2 separate regions of the Homo sapiens genome follow, and region 2 is linked to region 1. Evidence: chromatin loops called from intact Hi-C (ENCODE). Cell type or tissue: Caco-2. All regions are shown on one strand. Links, peaks and the distances in the headings refer to the core of each region. The heading gives the core; the rest is flanking DNA. Region 1 holds the start of TRPM1-AS1 (TRPM1 antisense RNA 1). Region 2 holds the start of LINC02352 (long intergenic non-protein coding RNA 2352).

The links. Hi-C counts contacts between places; a loop is a spot of excess contacts. Peaks named below come from ENCODE experiments on the same cell type or tissue, not always from the same donor. Only the 100,000 strongest peaks of a DNase experiment are listed, where the experiment ranks them.
Region 2: it touches region 1 in a loop (26-fold over the local background); 1 of 110 quality-filtered maps calls a loop at or near these places.

What each region holds. Positions count from the first base shown.
Region 1 is chr15:31,020,334-31,028,974 of GRCh38, forward strand. TRPM1 (transient receptor potential cation channel subfamily M member 1) reads right to left here. Exons shown (of 28, transcript NM_001252024.2): 25 at 7,999-8,143; 26 at 6,582-6,784; 27 at 5,806-5,938. It overlaps TRPM1-AS1 (TRPM1 antisense RNA 1), which reads left to right and starts at 6,539. Exons shown (of 5, transcript XR_932056.2): 1 at 6,539-6,778. RefSeq lists enhancers at 4,073-4,367, 5,548-6,747. In Caco-2, for the core only: no CTCF peak of the experiment used is centred there; DNase peaks (open chromatin) are centred at 4,218 and 4,778; H3K4me3 peaks cover 194 bases.
Region 2 is chr15:31,215,502-31,224,206 of GRCh38, forward strand. LINC02352 (long intergenic non-protein coding RNA 2352) reads left to right here and starts at 520. Exons shown (of 2, transcript NR_135834.1): 1 at 520-536; 2 at 8,494-8,705. It overlaps LINC03034 (long intergenic non-protein coding RNA 3034), which reads right to left. Exons shown (of 4, transcript NR_171016.1): 3 at 7,970-8,211; 4 at 7,266-7,835. It overlaps LOC124903454 (a long non-coding RNA gene), which reads left to right and starts at 813. Exons shown (of 2, transcript XR_007064556.1): 1 at 813-1,628; 2 at 3,788-4,025. In Caco-2, for the core only: CTCF peaks have their summits at 69 (motif pointing right) and 269; DNase peaks (open chromatin) are centred at 100, 471 and 960; H3K4me3 peaks cover 1,268 bases.

The DNA.
Region 1 (8,641 bases), core at 642-8,641:
GCTGCCATTTGCAAACACTAGCATCTTTGAGGTCTCTCCACAGACTGGTTTTTGGGCGCATGGCCTCCTTCAGCATCCATGCCGTATGTACAGTTGTCTTTCTGTATCCCTGCCTTTCGGCTGTACGGTGTCACCGATGAAGGTCATGGGAACCACACTGACCTGGCCCAGTACAAAGCCATGTTATCTAATTTAACTTGCATCTTTGTTATTCCTGCCAAGCAATCCTGGTTATCTCCTTTCCTGCCATATTCCCCCTAAAAGTGAACTCACTTGACTTGAATCCTTCCTACTGGCTTTAAGTCAGTGATGTTGATTGTTGGAGAGGTACACTTTGCCCATGCCTAGTTTTTCTTTCTATGTATGTGGACTTTTCATTAGTAATGCTCTGACCTCATTCCAGGCCTTTATTTATTTTGGAGGAGGACGGCTCATTTGGTTGGAGATTGGGGACCAGGATACTGCATGCTTGTCTCTCTGTCTTGGTCTTCTGGTAGGCTTAGCGCGCAGGCTAAACTCTGCCTGTGGGAAGCGAGGCCTGTGGTGGCTGGTGCTGCCTGTGGCTAAGTGGGTATTCCTAATTCTGGGTGAGTAGTAGGCAAGAACGAAGCCACACCCTCCAGTACAACTTTTATTACTAATAAAACTGATTTTTTTTTCTCTATCCTCCTGAAGTCTGCATCTGTCTCTGAATTGGCTTTCAAAGTCAGATCAGGAACAAGGGTGTCATCCACTGGCACATCAAAATTTCAACATTTAAGCCATCTCCTTCCTATTATCCAAGCAACCTTGAACCCTATGAATTTAGAAGATTAAGGTATTCAGACAGGATCATCCCCAAATGTCTTCCCCATCACTGCGCATTTGCCGTTCTACAACCTTCTCTACATGCAAAGAATCCCCCACCTCCTTCCTAAGACTGATCTCTCTTTCAGTTCCTCTAGTTACTATCTTGTTTCTTCTAGGTAGGTCTCCATTACCAGCCATTTCTCTTTCTGGTCACATGGGAAGAGGATGCCAAATAAAAAGATTTCAAAGCCACAAATTGCTGATTTCCCATCAAGCCTGCAGGCAATCCAGGATGGGGCATGATGTCTCATGCCTGTAATCCCAGCACTTTGGGAGGCTAAGGCGGGAGGACCGCTTGAGGCCAGGAGTTCCAGACCAGCCTGGGCAACATAGTGAGATCCTGTATCTACAAAATATGCAAAAATTAGCTGGGTGTGGTGGTGCACGCCTGTAGCCTCAGCTACTCAGGAAGCTGAGGCAGTAGACTCACTTGAGCCCAGGAACTGGAGGCTGTAGTGAGCTATGATCATCCCACTGTACTCCAGCCTGGGCAACAAAGCAGTACCCTGTCTCTAGAATTAAAAAAAAAAAAAAAAAAGACAAAACACTTTAATCCATATCCACAAATCTGACAAGAAACCACTTAATCCAGAAAGTTTTGGGGGAATCAGAAAATGCTATTATAGGTTTAGCTCATCTAAGACCCATAGCTTCTTAAGCACAAGGCCAACTACACTTAAAATGTATAATTTATGAGTTATATCCTGCATATTGTGAAATGTCAGACATTAATAAAATGTATGTAAATGGAGGTAGACGATATAAAAAAAGCAGAGAAGAGGCAACGTACCCCACATATTTCAAAATCCTATAGTAATATATTTGATAATTTAATATTAAGTTTGGTGTTAAGCTTCCTTGAAGCCATGGAAAAAAGGAAAACACACTGGATAACATAATTCTCATTGAGAAAAGGAAGTTGGGTCTCTGACAAAATTTTGTCAGGAAAGATTCTTTCTAGCCCAATTGCTCTTGAACCTGTGAACCTGTGATAAGGGATGCTGAACCACAAAGAGAACAGTGTGCTCCGTAGTGGATGTGCAGAAGACACAGATAGCCTCAAATCTCCCAATGATAAGGACTCATGTTGCCAAATATTCTCCTGGAGCAATGAGGACAGAACACATGGGTTGACGAGGTCTACTTTGGCCATGCTGCCAGAAGTTGACCAGACATGGTGGCCCATGCCTGTAATCCCAGCATTTTGGAAGGCTGAGGCAGGAGGATAGCTTGAGCCCAGGAGTTTGAGATCAGCCTGGGCAACATAGTGAGACCCTGTTTCTACAAATAATAATAAAAAAGGAGTTGTTTATAAAATGTTCTTATCCCACCAGCCCTCATGGCTCTTTGATGTTATCCCTTTGAGCAAAAAGATGGTGCCAACACCAACACTTGTTATCCTTCCTGTGGCACAATCCTTTGGCTCTTGAGTCTGCTCCTACTTCCTTATAGTAAAACCAGTGTCTTGAACCTGGAGGGAGCATAGCTGGTTTCCTTTTTGATATTCCATGAGGGAACTCATTAAGGATGGGATAGAAATTTATATTCGAATCAGGAGAAAAGCTTTTAAGTCATCCATTCGTTCAAAAAAATCTCGAGGCTGAGGCAGGATTGCTGAGGCCAGGAGTTTGAGACCTGCCTGGGCAACACAGTGAGACTTCCTCTCTACTAAAATAAAAAATAAAAAAAATTAGCTGGGCGTGGTGGCACATACATGTATTCCCAGCTACTTCAGAGGCTGATGCAGAAGGCTCGCTTGAGTCCAGGAGGTTGAGGCTGTGGTGAGACCTGATTGTGCCACTGCACTGGGCACAGAGCGAGACCTTGTCTCAAAAACAAAAACAAAAACAAAAACAGAAACAAAAGTCTGGCTCCTACTATGTGGATATGTGCAGGCTCTAGGTATATCATGGTGGACCAAACCCAGACATGGCCCTGCCTTCATGCAGCTTAAGGCCTGAGGGTCCTGACCTAGTCTAAGGTGTGAGGTGGTGAAGTTTTCCATAAGGAATTGGCATTTGGGCAGAGATCCAAGGAAGAGGAGCAGGGAAGGAGGGTGAGGTGCATCAGACAGAGGGCACAGCCCATGCAGAGCCCCTGTGGCAGGAAGGAAGCAGTGCTTTGAGGAAATGAAAGAGAAATGGAATACAGAGCATGAAGGAGAAGATAGTGCATGGCAAAGCCAGAGAGAGGGCAGGGCCTTGCAGGCCTGAGGACAGTGGGGGCCACAGAGGGTTTTTCAGGAAAGCCAGTGCAGGAGGGAACAGGACCCCATGAGAGCTGACAGTGCAACATGGATTGAAACAGCAGAAACAAATATGGAGAGCTCAGGTAGGGGCAGCTACAGGAATGGAAGTGGAAAATGATGGAAGCCTGTACTAGGTGCGTTGGGGTAGGGATGAAAAAAATAAGTGGATCAGGATGTATTCACGAGGGGAAGTAAACAGAACTTGATGATTGTTAGTGAAGAAGAGGGAGGTGCCACAATGATTTGCCAGTTTGCTAACTGAGCTTAATGGCGATGCCATTCACAGAGACTGGAGTGCAAGTTTGGGAGGAGAACCCTGAGAGCAGGGCCCCTATGACATCTAAGTGGGCGTGGTTGGTAGGACTGACCCAGTGTTGTGTCAATCAATGCTGAATCGTATTGCAAATCTCATTGCAGGACTGAATGTTGGATCTTACAAAATGTTGGAACTTTTTGAGAAAAAATAAATGGTTAAATTGTTAGCATTTTATAGGTAAATTTCCAAACATTAGGAGAGAACCATGAATTTGGTTTCTGCACAGAAGCACTAAAAGCACCCTGCGTGGAGGAGAATGATTAATGGGTACCCATCCTGTGTGAACACGCCTGTAAAACTGAGTCATGAGAATTGGTAGCTCAGCTCTGAAAGCTACCAAGACAACAGGGAGACAAGGCAGGGGCTGACATGCTCCTAACCAGACCCTACAGACTGAATAGTGCTGGCGAAGACACGACCGAGAGAAGAGCAGGAAAATCATCAAATGGGAAATGGTGATGCAGAAAATAAAACTAATTTTATATAGAAAGAATATTAAAGAAATGGCAGAAATGCTTGAGTACTTCAAGTGTGATTTTTAAAGTAGTCACAGGTGCCCAAATAGCTACTTTTATTTCCATCCTCCCACCTTATCCCTTGCTTCTCAGCTGGCTTGGCTAAGAGGGAAGGAAAACTCCCTTCTCCTCAAGCCTTCTCCTCTTTCTGTCTTGGGCATTCACCTGTGAGTCAGCCTGACAAGGCCAAGGGAAATGGAGGGGCAAGAATGTGCTCCCATCGCTCCTGGGATCTCAGCCGAGGGAAACAGGAAGCAGCATGTTTTCTCTGCCCTACACACTTTCATCCCTATTACGTGTGCACAGAGCCCCCAGAGAAAAATGCAATTTGGTAGTGACCTGATAACCACACTCTTGCAGCTTTGGTCCAAGAATGGTAAAAATCCAAGGAATGCCGGGGAAGGGAGAGGGGGAGGCAGAGCAAAACAAAACACAATCTCCATTGTAAATGACTGGTTAAAATTACGTTCAAGTTAATGTCTAACTAAAAAGTGGAAATTGGATTACATGGGGTACCTTAACTTTCTCATGAAGAAATAATTTTTATACCTTGAAAGTTTAGCAATTACTGTTAAAGCATCAAAGAAACATTTCAAAGTTTTATTAAAAATTCACCTTGGTAAGGAAGAAAGGTGGTGCAGGTAACCCTAGAGTTTAGCTGGTTGGATTTGGTTGGGTCACAAGGTGACTGGGTCTAGGAGGGAACCGAGGCCAGGGACCCACAGTTGCCATCTCCCCTCCTGTGGGCTGGGGCAGAGTTCACTGGCCTCAACATGCACCAGGGAGACCTAAGGTGCATCTGTGAATTCTGTTGTAATTGTTTGGGAACTGTCAGCTGCAATATCTTTTTGAAGTCCCACCCTGTTTTTATGGCTCTCAATGTGTCTGTTAGGAAACTTTAATTCTGTGTACTCAAGGATAGAAAGCAGAGCTAGGCATGGCTCCTCTGAGCTCATCCTTCTGGCCACGTTGTTAGTGAAACCCTTTGGAACAGCGTGTTATCAGTCACCAAGATCTTTAGCAGGCTGAAAATGCTTTTAGTAAATGATAAAGGCTCTCAAAACTTACGTGATAAAAAGTGCAGACAGTGAAGGTCCATTGCTCCTGTCTACCCTTTGCCAGTTGCTCTTTCCTAGCTTAGGGTAGAGCAATACTACGAAGTTTGGAAAATGTCACCATTTCTGTACCTCGCGACCTGACTTCATTTACTCATTCACTGGTTCACACATCCTGCATTCATTCACTCTGCATTTATTAAGCATCACCGCGGAGATTAGGCTGACCTTGCTGGGTACTGCGGATGTGAAGGTGTCTGAAAGACACACCCTGCCCTAGTTTAGCGGATCCCACCCTCATGGGGCCAGACACCTCACCCCCCACCCTGCACCCCACCCCTCCCAGTTCCCACTCTCAGGGGAGCCCCAGGAGGGAGCCTTTTCCTCTGCCCTGTGAGGCTGGGAAAGGTGTTGCCAAGGTGCAGCAAGCAGCTAGGCCGGATGAGGAGGGCAGTCCCCTGGGGAGGACCATGCTCGCAAAGGGAAGTTAGGAACAAGAGCTGGGAGAAGGATGGCTTTCTGTAGCTTCCATTAACCTTGCGGAAACACCCCCACTTTGGGGTAGGGGGTGAAGGTAGTCAACTGTTAGGTTTTCTTTCGGCCCAGGATAAATAAATGTCATTCCCTTCTATATCCAATGCACAGTTATTACCTAGTAACTTTCTCACTATTTCGTGGGAACCACGTTAAAACCTAAAGTTTAAATAAAACAGGAGAACTCGGAGTGCATGTTTAAATGAACTCTGGCATCCCCCATAGAGTGGGGCGCCCGAGTCAGCAAACCCTTGGCTCACGGGCCCGCGGTGGGGACGCTACACGTACCTTTCAGAAGTGACCCGGATGCGCTCGTCGCTGGACGACTGCTGCTCATCCTCCTTCTCCCGGAAGTGCTCCTGCACGCACTGCTCCTCGAACTCATGCAGCCTCTTTAGCTCCTCGTCGCTAAGGAAGAGCTCTGTGTGAAGGGAGAAGTGTCGGCCACGTGAAAAACAAGAAGAATCAGTTTCGTGGCGTCAATGAGAATTTCACAGCCCCACTTTAATTAAGCTCTCTTCTCCGCCACTCCTAAGGCAGTTCGCCACTACTCCAATTGATTTTTATCTAAAAAGGGGTTGTCATACGCCCCAACCCTCTATCAGTTGGAGCCAAACGGCCCGCTTTTAAACATAAAAAACAAAATTACATTTACTGGGAAAGTAAAGCCAAGTAATATTTCCTGGAAAACTTTTTGCACTTATTTTTATGAATAGAGTCAAACGTATAGCATTATTTTCTCATTTTCTTTAGATGCAACAAATTAAGACGTTTTGAAAGGAGCATTGAATTTATATAGAAATTTACAGAGTAGAGTTATTTTAGAGAATTAGCTCAACTTCTGGTCTCTATGAGCTGGCTTTCCTAATATTAATTACTAACAAATTAACGAAACTAGAATAAAATGGGTACAAAATGAGAAGCCTTTTGAAAAGAACAGCAGTTGGACTGAGTGTGGTGCTTTTCACACGAGCAAGTAGTTGAGTGAGATTTCTGTGAGGATGTCCAATTTGAACACTATTTTGAAATCAGCCCAACTTAGAAATGAAGAGCCCTGCACATACTCAATCCACGATCCCGTTCCTCTTGGTCCCCTTCTCTCTTTTTCCTGCAGCGGCCGCTGAGACGCATAATGATGATGTAGATGTGGCTTAAAATGATCATCGGTGGGGGCAGGACTGGCCTGTCATGAAATGTCATAATCAGCTGATATCGCTGGAACTTCCACACCTGGTTGGATATTGATTTTACTTCAAAGAAGGTATTGCTTTAAAAAGAAGACATTTTTACAGTTAGTTATATTACTTTTTATAGTGATTTCCCAGAGCAGTCAAAGTTACTCACATTTAAGTGAAAATACTCAATGAGATGGCCTTTTAGTGCCCTTTAGTACTGATTCCTTGATTATCCAATCTTTTGGTTTATCCATCAATGTGGATTATCTGTGCTTAAGGACATTGTATTCATAAATAGCTAAGTGTAATAAATTGCTATGTACTGCTTTCTTGAAAAACCACACCACAATCTACTCATATACTCAGGAAATTTAATTTCCTATGTGTAGCGGTATAAGCCATTTAACTAAATGCTTTCACATGTTTAAACTTTCAATTCTGTCTAACAAGTAGATGACTACTTTTTTTTCAACTGAATTAATTAGTTATTGAACTTATTTGATTGAAGGTTCGTTATTTTGGACATGGGGTAGGTACAATCTTTGTCTTATTTTAGCTTCCAACAGGAAGCAGTAAGTGCATGATTTCATTGTCTACCAATACTGGGACCTTAGGAAAACCAGTTACCTTCCCTGACCTTAGTTTTCTCATCTCTCAAGCCAGAAGTTTGGACCAGGTTTTCTCCAATGCCCTGTTCAATTCTAAGATTGCATATTTCTGTGAAGGATTTTTCCCTCTATATTTTTCATCTTAGAAGCTAAAATCATTTTTTTCAATATTTATTGAGCATGGTCAACATACTCAACACAACATGCCAAATAGGCAGGTTTTATAAGAAACTCGATTTAACCCTTTAAGCCATTTTTTTCTTAGGCCATTTTATCTTGTATTCTATAAATGATCAGAAAAAAATGCTTTACTAGTATTACAGTAATTGTAACAGCTTATGAAACTCATATTGCCTTTTCCACCTCTGCTGATGAATAAAAAGCATGACTTAATCAAATATTCTGTACCCCAGGAGACTTTCATCTAAGAAAATATTTTCATTAGATTAAAATACATGCTAAAGTGTTAAAATACTAACCAAGATTAAATTTAAATGTATTTAAGTGTCAACTCTTGATTTATGAATACATTAAGACTGATTAAGTTTGAACAAAGAGACTGCAAAAATTGGATCTACTTAAAAACCCTAATGAAATTATCTGCAAATATATTGGTATCTTGGGAGCGTTCTGAGATTAAATGGAAAATCTGTACAGTAATAAATAATAAGCATGTGGTCATCGGCTGTGACACGTACTTGAACACAGCAATCAGCAGGTTCACCAGCAGGATGTTGGCGACCAGTAGATAGCACGCCATGAGTGCTGGAGTGAGCCAGGCGCCGGGGATACAGGGAGGAAGCCGCTTGCCCTCCTCATCATATAGGTTCTCACCACAAGGAGCTGAAAGAAAAAAATAGTTTTGTCTTTGCTTTTTACATATAATGAAAAGGATAAATATCTCTTACATATGTTTTTCAATACCTATTTCTTTTTTAATATGATTCTTTCTTATTTCATAAGCAATATTTTTTCCATGGGAAAAAATAAACTCTGTAGCCCCAGCTACTCGGGAGTCTGAGGCAGGAGAATGGCGTGAACCCGGGAGGCAGAGCTTGCAGTGAGCCGAGATCGAGCCACTGTACTCCAGCCTGGGTGACTGAGCGAGACTCCCAGTTGTCTCAAAAAAAAAACAACTCACACAAAGAAAAAAGTCAGAAACTCATATCTGCGCTCAGAGATAGTCATTATTTGTCATATTTCTAAACATTTTCCCATTTCTTTATTGTGGCTTTCAAATATAAAAGTCTTCATTTTTAAGCAGACAAATGTATCTTTATGTTTTTTCCCTTTATCGTTATCCATTTGAAAGTCATTGTGGCTTCTAATTATTTAACATCA
Region 2 (8,705 bases), core at 1-8,000, 190 kb after region 1:
CGTAGGGGTCAGGGGACCGGGTCCCCCAGAGGTGTCAGAAAAATGCTCCCAGGAGGAGGACGCCAGGCTGCTGAGGCCTGTGGCTGACACCAGGGGGCAGGGCGGGGCGGCGGGGACAGCGTCCGGAGGAGGGAGCCGCCCAGACCTAGCCCGGGTGGGGCGAACGAAGAGCGGGCGTGGTGGGCGCCTGCTAGCTCCGGCTCGCGGTGTTAGGCCTTGGGGACATCGCTCGGGGACAGGAGAGCCCCGGGCCCCCGCCGCCCCGAGCCGTGGCCGGGAAGGGGAACACAGTCCATGCGTGCGGCGCCCGACAGCCTCTCCCCGCACGCCCGAGCCCCAGTGCAGGCGGCGGCCCGGCCCCTTTGTGCCTGGAGTGTCACGCGCGGGCGCTCCTGCCGCCGCGCCTGGGAGAGGCCTCCGGCACCCCGGGCCCCTTTCCAAGCACAACAGCAGCCCTGCCGCGGCCCCGCGCTGACCCACTTTCCCTCCTGCCTCCTCAGCCCGAGGCCGAGAATCCAGCGGCCGCCGCCAAGCAGGTGCGAGCCGTCGGGCGGGGCGCGCGGGAGGCGGAGAGGATGGGCCCCTGAACCACCCCGCGCGCCCCACCTCAGCCTCCCGGGGCGAGCCAGGTTTCCGGGGCGGGGGCCGCGAGGAGGAGGAGGAGGGCAAGGCGGGGGAACGGGAGGGAGAGGACCCGGGGAGGGGGAGGGGGAGGCGGAGGGGAAGGGGGAGGCGGAGGGGGAGGGGCAGAAGAAGGGGGCAAGGAGGGCAGAGAGATGAGCGAGAAAGAAAGGAGGGGTGCGGGAAAGGAGGAGAGGAAGGAGCGGTGGGAGGAGGAGGAGGGGTGCGGGAGAGAAGGGCTGAGGGAGAGGCGGAGGGAAACCGCACCCCTGCCTCTTTCCTGGGCCGAGGCCAGCCGGGGAGGAAATGTTGAAATGGGCGAAGTGCACATCCGCCTCCAGGCCTAAGGGGTGTAGGGGTCAGGCCGCACCGACCCCGCCCTTCCCAGCCCTTCCTGCCAGACCTCTGCCTCCGATGGGCGAGCCCGGTTGCTGGGAGGCGGTTCGCTGTGGAGCCTGGACCCTCTCCACAGTTCAGCCCGCCGGAGGCGTGTGCGCTTCCAGATGAGAGCACTTGTTCACTGAATGACCGTGCGTACTTGGGGGGACATCTGGCCCCAGAACCTCCAGGAGCAGGGTGGCTAATGCTGAGTGCCGTGGCCTGGCACTGGGAAGCGCCGGTCCTCAGTCCCTTTCCCTGCTCCTGGGCATCCCAGGCCCCTTGGGGCGTTCTTACACTGCCTGAGTTAGACCTGGAAGAGTCCCCTGTGCCAGGGCAGGGGCTTTGCCTGCTTGGTCCTTGTTCACCCCTGTGTATAGCTACTACCTATTACCTACCCACCTGTCCACAAGTGTCAGTGCCTGATGTAGGAAGTTACAGTAATTCACAAATAAATCTATCACAAAGGGACATGGATACTCACACTTCCTTCTTACCCCTACTTCCAGGCAGCCATTGTTAATGGGTGCGTGTGTACAGTTCTGGGCACATACCAACATGCACGGATGCATGTTAACCTGCTTTGTATGGAAGAAACGGGGTCAGGATATCATAAAAAGAATTAATGGGTAATCAGTATTCATCAAATGCCAAGATCTAGTTCTGAGCACTTTGCAAATATTAATTTAATCACCACGAACCTCAGTAAAGTTTATTACTATTACTCGCATTTTTCAGATGAGGCGCCTAAGGCACAGAGAGGTTAAGTAGCCTGCCCAGGATCACACAGCTACTAAGTACAGAAGTCAGAATTTGAGCCTGACTCCAGAGCTCATAAGGTTAACAACGAGGCCTCCCACTTTTATATGCGTATTATTCCATGAATTACTGTTTACACTAAGAATATGTTCTTTTCTGCAACCAATGGAAGATTCCTAGAAGAGGAACTACTGGCTATGTGGCATTGAGATTTTTCTTTTTTCTTTTTTTTTCTGAGATGGAGTCTAGCTCTGTCGCCCAGGCTGGAGTGCAGTGGCACGATCTCAGCTCACTGCAACCTCCGCCTCCTGGGTTCAAGCGGTTCTCCTGCCTCAGCCTCCCAAATATCTGGGATTACAGGCCTGCCACTATGCCCAGCTGATTTTTGTATTTTAAGTAGAGATAGGGTTTCACTGTGTTGGCCAGGCTGGTCTTGAACTCCTCACATTGTGATCCACCCGCCTCGGCCTCCCAAAGTTCTGGGATTACAAGCGTGAGCCACCGCGCCTGGCCGTGTGTTTGAGATTCCTAGAGACATTAGTAAAACCCTCCAAAAGAGTGGGGACCTTACACCAGCCTGCCGGTTCAAGCTCCATACTGGACCTCCACCTCCCCAACCCCCACCCCCACCCCACCAGAAAAGGACCCTCCATCCCCTTCAGGTCATAGAGTGAGGAAGAGGGAAGCTTCAACAGGCCCAGATGGCCCTGGTAATGGGCACGGTGACATTTGGGCAGAGAACCCCAGGGCCCTGCATCTGCAGACCTGGGACAGGCAGAGAATGTCCAATGGGGGTGCTAGTGGCATTGCCTGGCCATGACTCTGTCCAGCTGTGGCATCATGTCCCATGGCCAAAGTGTCCAAGCAAGCCTGCTTCTGCCATTGACCTAGGGAGGCCTCTTGACACCTGCTCATTTTCCAAGCCTGTTCCTCCTGCATCCTCAAGATTCGGAGTGCCCTCCAAAATAAGATCTTTTTCTGTAGTTGTTACTATGGGTTAAGAACCCTCCTGTCTGATACATACAACTGATTACAAACTTTTAATTTTTGCCAATCTGATAAGCAAAAAAAAAGAAAGTAGTTCATGGATTTAGTTTACATTTCCTTTTTAACAGGGAGGTTGGGTAGAGACTTCTTGGTTTGCTCATGCCTGTAATCCTAGCACTTTGGGAGGCTAAGGTAGGAAGATCGCTTGAACTCAGGAATTCAAGCCAACCTGGGCAACATAGCAAGACCTCACCTCCACTAAAGGGAAAAAACAATCCATGTTCCTTTTCTTCCAACCCAACAGATCTGTGGCTGGGCAGCAGCTGCTGAGCTCAACTACAATTCCAGCCTGCTTTACAGTTAGGCTTGTCCACAGGACCAAGTTCTCAGTGACAGAGTAAGAGCAGGCCTGTGATAGGAGCCTCTTCTGTACCTCGGCCTCCAAGCTGCCTAGAATCTGGCTGTGGCAGTGCCCAAGGGGAGGCGAGCAGCAGGAGAGAAGGGTCCTGGGGTTTGGGGGGACCAGGAGGAGCAGAGCTGCTGCTCAGCTCAGATCCATAACCTGAGAAAGAAAGAGGGATGGCACATTTTATGTGTTAACTTAAATATCTGGCTACATCGCTCAGATATTTGATTAGACACTATTCTAGATGTTTTTATGAAGGTATTGATTAATTGATTGATTGATTGAGACAGTCTCACTCTGTTGCCCAGGCTGGAGTGCGGTGGCACAATCTTGGCTCACTGCAACCTCCACCTCCCAGGTTCAAGTGATTCTCGTGCCTCAGCCTCCCAAGTAGCTGGGATTACAGGCATGTGCCACCATGCCTGGCTAATTTTTGTATTTTTAGTAGAGATGGGGTTTCACCATGTTGGCCAGGCTGGTCTCCTGACCTGAAGTGATCTGCCCACCTTGGCTTCCCAAAGTGCTGGGATTACAGGCCTGAGCTACCACAACCGGTGAAAGTACTTTTTAAGATAAGATTAGCATTTAAATCAGAAGATTTTGAGTAAAGCAGATTATTCTCCACAATGTGGGCAGATCTCATCCCATCAGTTGAAGACCTTAAGAGAAAAGAGACTGACCTGCTCTGAGCAAGGAGGAATTCTGCTGGCCAACTGCTTGTGAACTCCAACTTGTAATATCGGTCTCCAGCCTACCGGCTTACTCTGCAGATTTTGGATTTGCCAAGCCTCCACAACCGCAGAAGCCAATTCCTTAAAATGAATCCCTTACAACAGTTCCCTAAAATAAATTCTTCAAAATTCCTTAAAATAAATGTGTGTGCATGTGTGTCTGTGTATATATATAGCCTATGTAATGTCTAATATAGATCTATAATATATATTAGATAAATATACACATACTTATCATATATATATGTGTGTGTGTGTGTGTGTTTCTCCTATTGGTTCTGTTCTCTGGAGAACCTAATACAGAAACAAATCTGTTTATTCTTCTAGCCTCTGTATCATCAGGCCTCTTTGTTAGAGCAGGTGAGCTTTACCCTAACTAATTCAGAGGTTGATTCGTTTTCATGCATGTAGATACTTGTCATTTAGCTTCTATTATCTGCCTGTATTTTAAGGTTCTTTGTCTTAAAATGTTATGACTCCAGGAATGTTATATATTAAGTATATTAACCTTTTGACTATTATATATCTTGCAAACATCTTGTAATCAGTCACTTGTCTCTTTATTTTATTTGGAGCGGCTTTCAACCTAGAGCAGTGGTCCCCAAACCCGGGGCTGCAGACTATTCCCTGTCTGTGGTTTGTTAAGAACCAGGCTACATAGCAGAAGATGAGTAGCAGGCGCGGGAGCATGACCACCTGAGCTCCGCCTCCTGTCAGACCAGCAGCGACATTAGATTCTCATAGGAGCACAAACCCTACTGTGAACTGTGCGTATGAGGGATCTAGGTTGCACATTCCTTAAAAGACTCTTAATGCCTGATGATCTGAGGTGGAACAGGTTCACCCTGAAACCATCCCCCGCTCAGCCTGTGTCTGTGGAAAAATTGTCTTCCATGAAACTGGTCCCTGGTGCCAAAAAGGCTGGGGACTGCTGACCTACAAGATATATTAGTTATGACTCTTGGTGCATACTCTTGACAGAAATCCCACTCAACCTAGTATAATGCAGAGGACAGTTCACGGAGCAACTCAAATAATTGCCACTTTTACAATATTGAAGCTTCCTACGGGAAACATAATACATCTCTCAATTTATGTCCTTTAATACGATTAAACATTTTTCTTCATGTAGGTTCTCCAGAATTTTGGTTATGCCTATGCCTAGATTATTTATGATTGTTGTTGGTATTGCAAATGTCCTCTCCTATTGATTATTTAATGGTATCTATGGAAAGTATTGATTTTTGTGTATTTGCTCTGTGCCCACTTGCCATCTAACTGGTTGTTATATTTTATTGAACCTTTCAAAGGATATGAATTATGCTGATTTTAATGTCTTCTTCTGATTCCTGCATTATTATCCTGTTTTCTCCAGCGTTCTGTCTACTTCTTCTGCAGGCTGTTGGTTTCCTTCAAATGTCTGGGGATTTTTGATTGTCTGATCCCATTTGTAAATGAACGTCCAGAGAGTGGTTTTCAAAGTGAGATCCATGGACCCCTAAGGGTTCTTAAGACTCTTTCTGGGTGTCTGCAAAGCCAAAACTATTTAATAGGAATAAAAAAGACTTGTTTTTCCTAATGGGTGTTCAGGTGCTCACTTCAGCAGCACATATACAAATGGGTGTTCAGTGGAGTTTTCCAGAGTCTACATGATGTGTGTTATCACTATAGCTTGAAAGAAGGAGGTATGAAAATCCAGCTGTTGGCTGGGCATGGCGGCTCCTGCCTGTAATCTCAACACTTTGGGAGGCTGAGGCAGACAGACCACTTGAGGTCAGGAGTTTGAGACCAGCCTGGCCAACATGGTGAAACGCCATCTCTACTAAAAATACAAAAAAAAAAAAAAAAAAAGCTAGGCGTGGTGGTGCATTCCTGTAATCCCAGCTACTTGGGAGGCCGAGGCAGGAGGATTGCTTGAACTGGGAGGCAGAGGTTGCAGTGAGCCAAGATTGTGCCACTGCATTGCAGCCTGGGTGTCAGAGTGAGACTCTGTCTCAATAAATAAATTTAAAAAATTAAATACATATGAATACATAAAAATTAAATGCATAAATACATAAAAATAAAAAAATACAACAACAAAAAAGAAAATCCAGCTATTAAGCCAGACATTGGGGAGTTTTTTTGTTTTGTTTGTTTTGTTTTGAGACAGAGTTTCACTCTTGTTGCCCGGGCTGCAATGCAGTGGCACCATCTCAACTCACTGCAACCTCTGCCTCCCGGGTTCAAGCGGTTCTCCTGTCTCAGCCTCCTGAGTAGCTGGGATTACAGCCACGCACCACCACACCTGGCTAATTTTTTGTATTTTTGGTAAAGATGGGGTTTCACCATGTTGGTCAGGCTGGTCTCAAACTCCCGACCTCAGGTGACTCGCCCGCCTCGGCCTCCCAAAGTGCTGGGATTACAGGCGTGAGCCACCACACCCAGCATGTATAAGTGTTATTTATGTTAACATGCCATTATTATTTTAAGATAAATGAATATTTATTTATTTTTCACTTGAACTTCTACTACCGTAAATATTGATAGATAAACTCATATGAATGAAAGCCCGCTGAGACCCTCAGCCATTTCTAAGAGAGGGTGAAGGGTTCCTGAATGCAGTGTGTTTGCGATCTGTCAGTCTCAACCAATCATTCTTGCTGTGCAGAGTAGTTCTTGCACACAACTAAACCACCACTGTCTGGCAACCCTGGCACCACTGGGCACCTGTGGTCATGGAGACAGGCCAGGACGTTGCAAAGGCAGAGTGCCTTCCTGGGCCTCTCATCTGGGCCGCTCTCCCTGTCAGTGTGGCTGACAGTGCCTGGCAGTCACCTGGGCGGGCCCCTGCTTCTCTCTTTGGGCCAGTGTTGGCTCTGGAGGCTCCCGGTGCATCTTTGTCTTCAGTCTGAATGCTGCACTCAGACTTTACCCTGGGGACAGGCAGGACACTGCCTCAGCCACCTGGGTAGCCGTTTGTGTGATTACCGTATCCAAGCTCCATGACTCATTCCTTCTCCACTGCCCCCACCCTACCCCATTTCCAGACTTGAAATGGTCTCCCACCTGCAGGCCATTGGCTCTATTGCGTTTCACCACGAATCTGATCTCCTCCGCTTTATATCTTCCAGAAATTCTCCAATGTTCTAGTCTGTTGGTGGCATTTTTCCTGGTTTTCAAGGATTTCTAAGTGTTTTTATATTTATCCTACTACATCAGAGGGTGGGGGAGATAGGTAGGAGAGGTGCAGTTGAGCCTTGAACAATGTGAGGGTTGGAGAGCCAACCCCTCACGCAGTCAGAGCTTGTATAACTTCAGGCTCCCTCCAAACTTAACTAATAAATAGCCTACTGTTAACTGGAAGCCTTACTGGTAACATTAAAAAATCAGTTAACACGTACTTTGTATGTGTATTTATACTGTATTCTTACAATAAACTAAGCTTGGGAAAATAAAATGTCATTAAGAATATCATAAGAGAAAGCATTTACTAAGTGGAAGTGGATTATCATAGAAGTCTTCATCCTCGTTGTCTTCATGTTGAGTGGCTGAGGAGGAGGGGCTGGTCTTGCTGCCTCAGGGTGGCAGAGAGGAAGACATGGAGGAAGTGGGAAGGGAGGCAGGAGAGGCAGGGACACTTGGTATAACTCTGATTGAAAAACATCCCTGTGGGTGGACCTGCACAGTTTGAACCTGCGTTGTTCAAGGGTCCACTGTGCTTGAAAGTGTTTAGTCAGCAGTCCTGAACGACATGTAAACAATGGTTGAATGAAGGAGCAAGGGAGCCTAAGGGTGGGGAGAGGCGGGTGTCGGCAAGGACCTTCCTCCAAGACAGGGTTGCTGCGAGGGGCAAATGGTGACTGATGATTCACAAGAAGGCGTACCTGTGTGACAGCACCTGTAAGCCAGGTGGGATCAGTGCGGCCTGTCGTCTGCTGTTGTCATGTGGAGCTCAGCAAACGGTGGGAGTCCTAGGGGACAACATACACAGCTTAGCAGCAGGTGCCCCTCTCTTCGAGCCTAATTTAGCCAATGGGAGTTTAATTTAGCCACGGGGGCGTAATTGCTAGAAGAAAAGAGAAGAAAAAAAACCTGATGCCCTCACCGCCTTCCAATCCTGACTCTTTAGGAAAAGCCTGGATCTCCGACATCTCCAGAGCGCCTGACCAAGCGTGAGAAGGCGGGATGTAGCCGGGGTGTGTGTGTCGGGGGGTGGCAGGATGCTCCCCAGAGGCGGAGAGCGGCGCGTGGGGGGTGCTGCAGGCGTCCTGGGAGTTTGGGGGCGCCGCCCTTCCTCCTGCCTTGGGCCCAACCGGTGGATCCTGTCGAGTCTGTTGTGGTCCCCTTCTTAGGAAAAGCACAGAGAGCCCTTTAAAGATGTTGACCTGACAGCAGCAGGGGGCCCAGGGTGACCACGGAGCAAATCAGGGAAAGGAAACTTAGGTCGCCACACATTTGATTTAAAAGAAAATAACTTCCCTCCTGAAGCAGGGGCTGGGGTAGGTGCCCTGGCACAGGCACAGAACCAGAGAGAACCCTTGCCGCTGCTCCGGAATGTCGGGCCACACCCTCCGGATACGGGAAAGGCTTTCTTCTCCATTTCAAATGACCCTGTTTCGCCTTTTTTAGATACAAATGTTTATTTGGTCTGACTTTGAAATACCTCGGAGCAGCTGAAATAATTGAAGGCAGCCCTGTAAGAAGCAGCACTTCCAGACCTTCTCACGGGCAAACCCTCTGCTGGGACCGCCAAGGGCCCCCGCGAGACACCTGAGGGTCAGCACAGCCCCTCCCTCCCTGTGCCGTGCTGGCCGTGCCGCAGCTGGTCACCCGCACGAGGA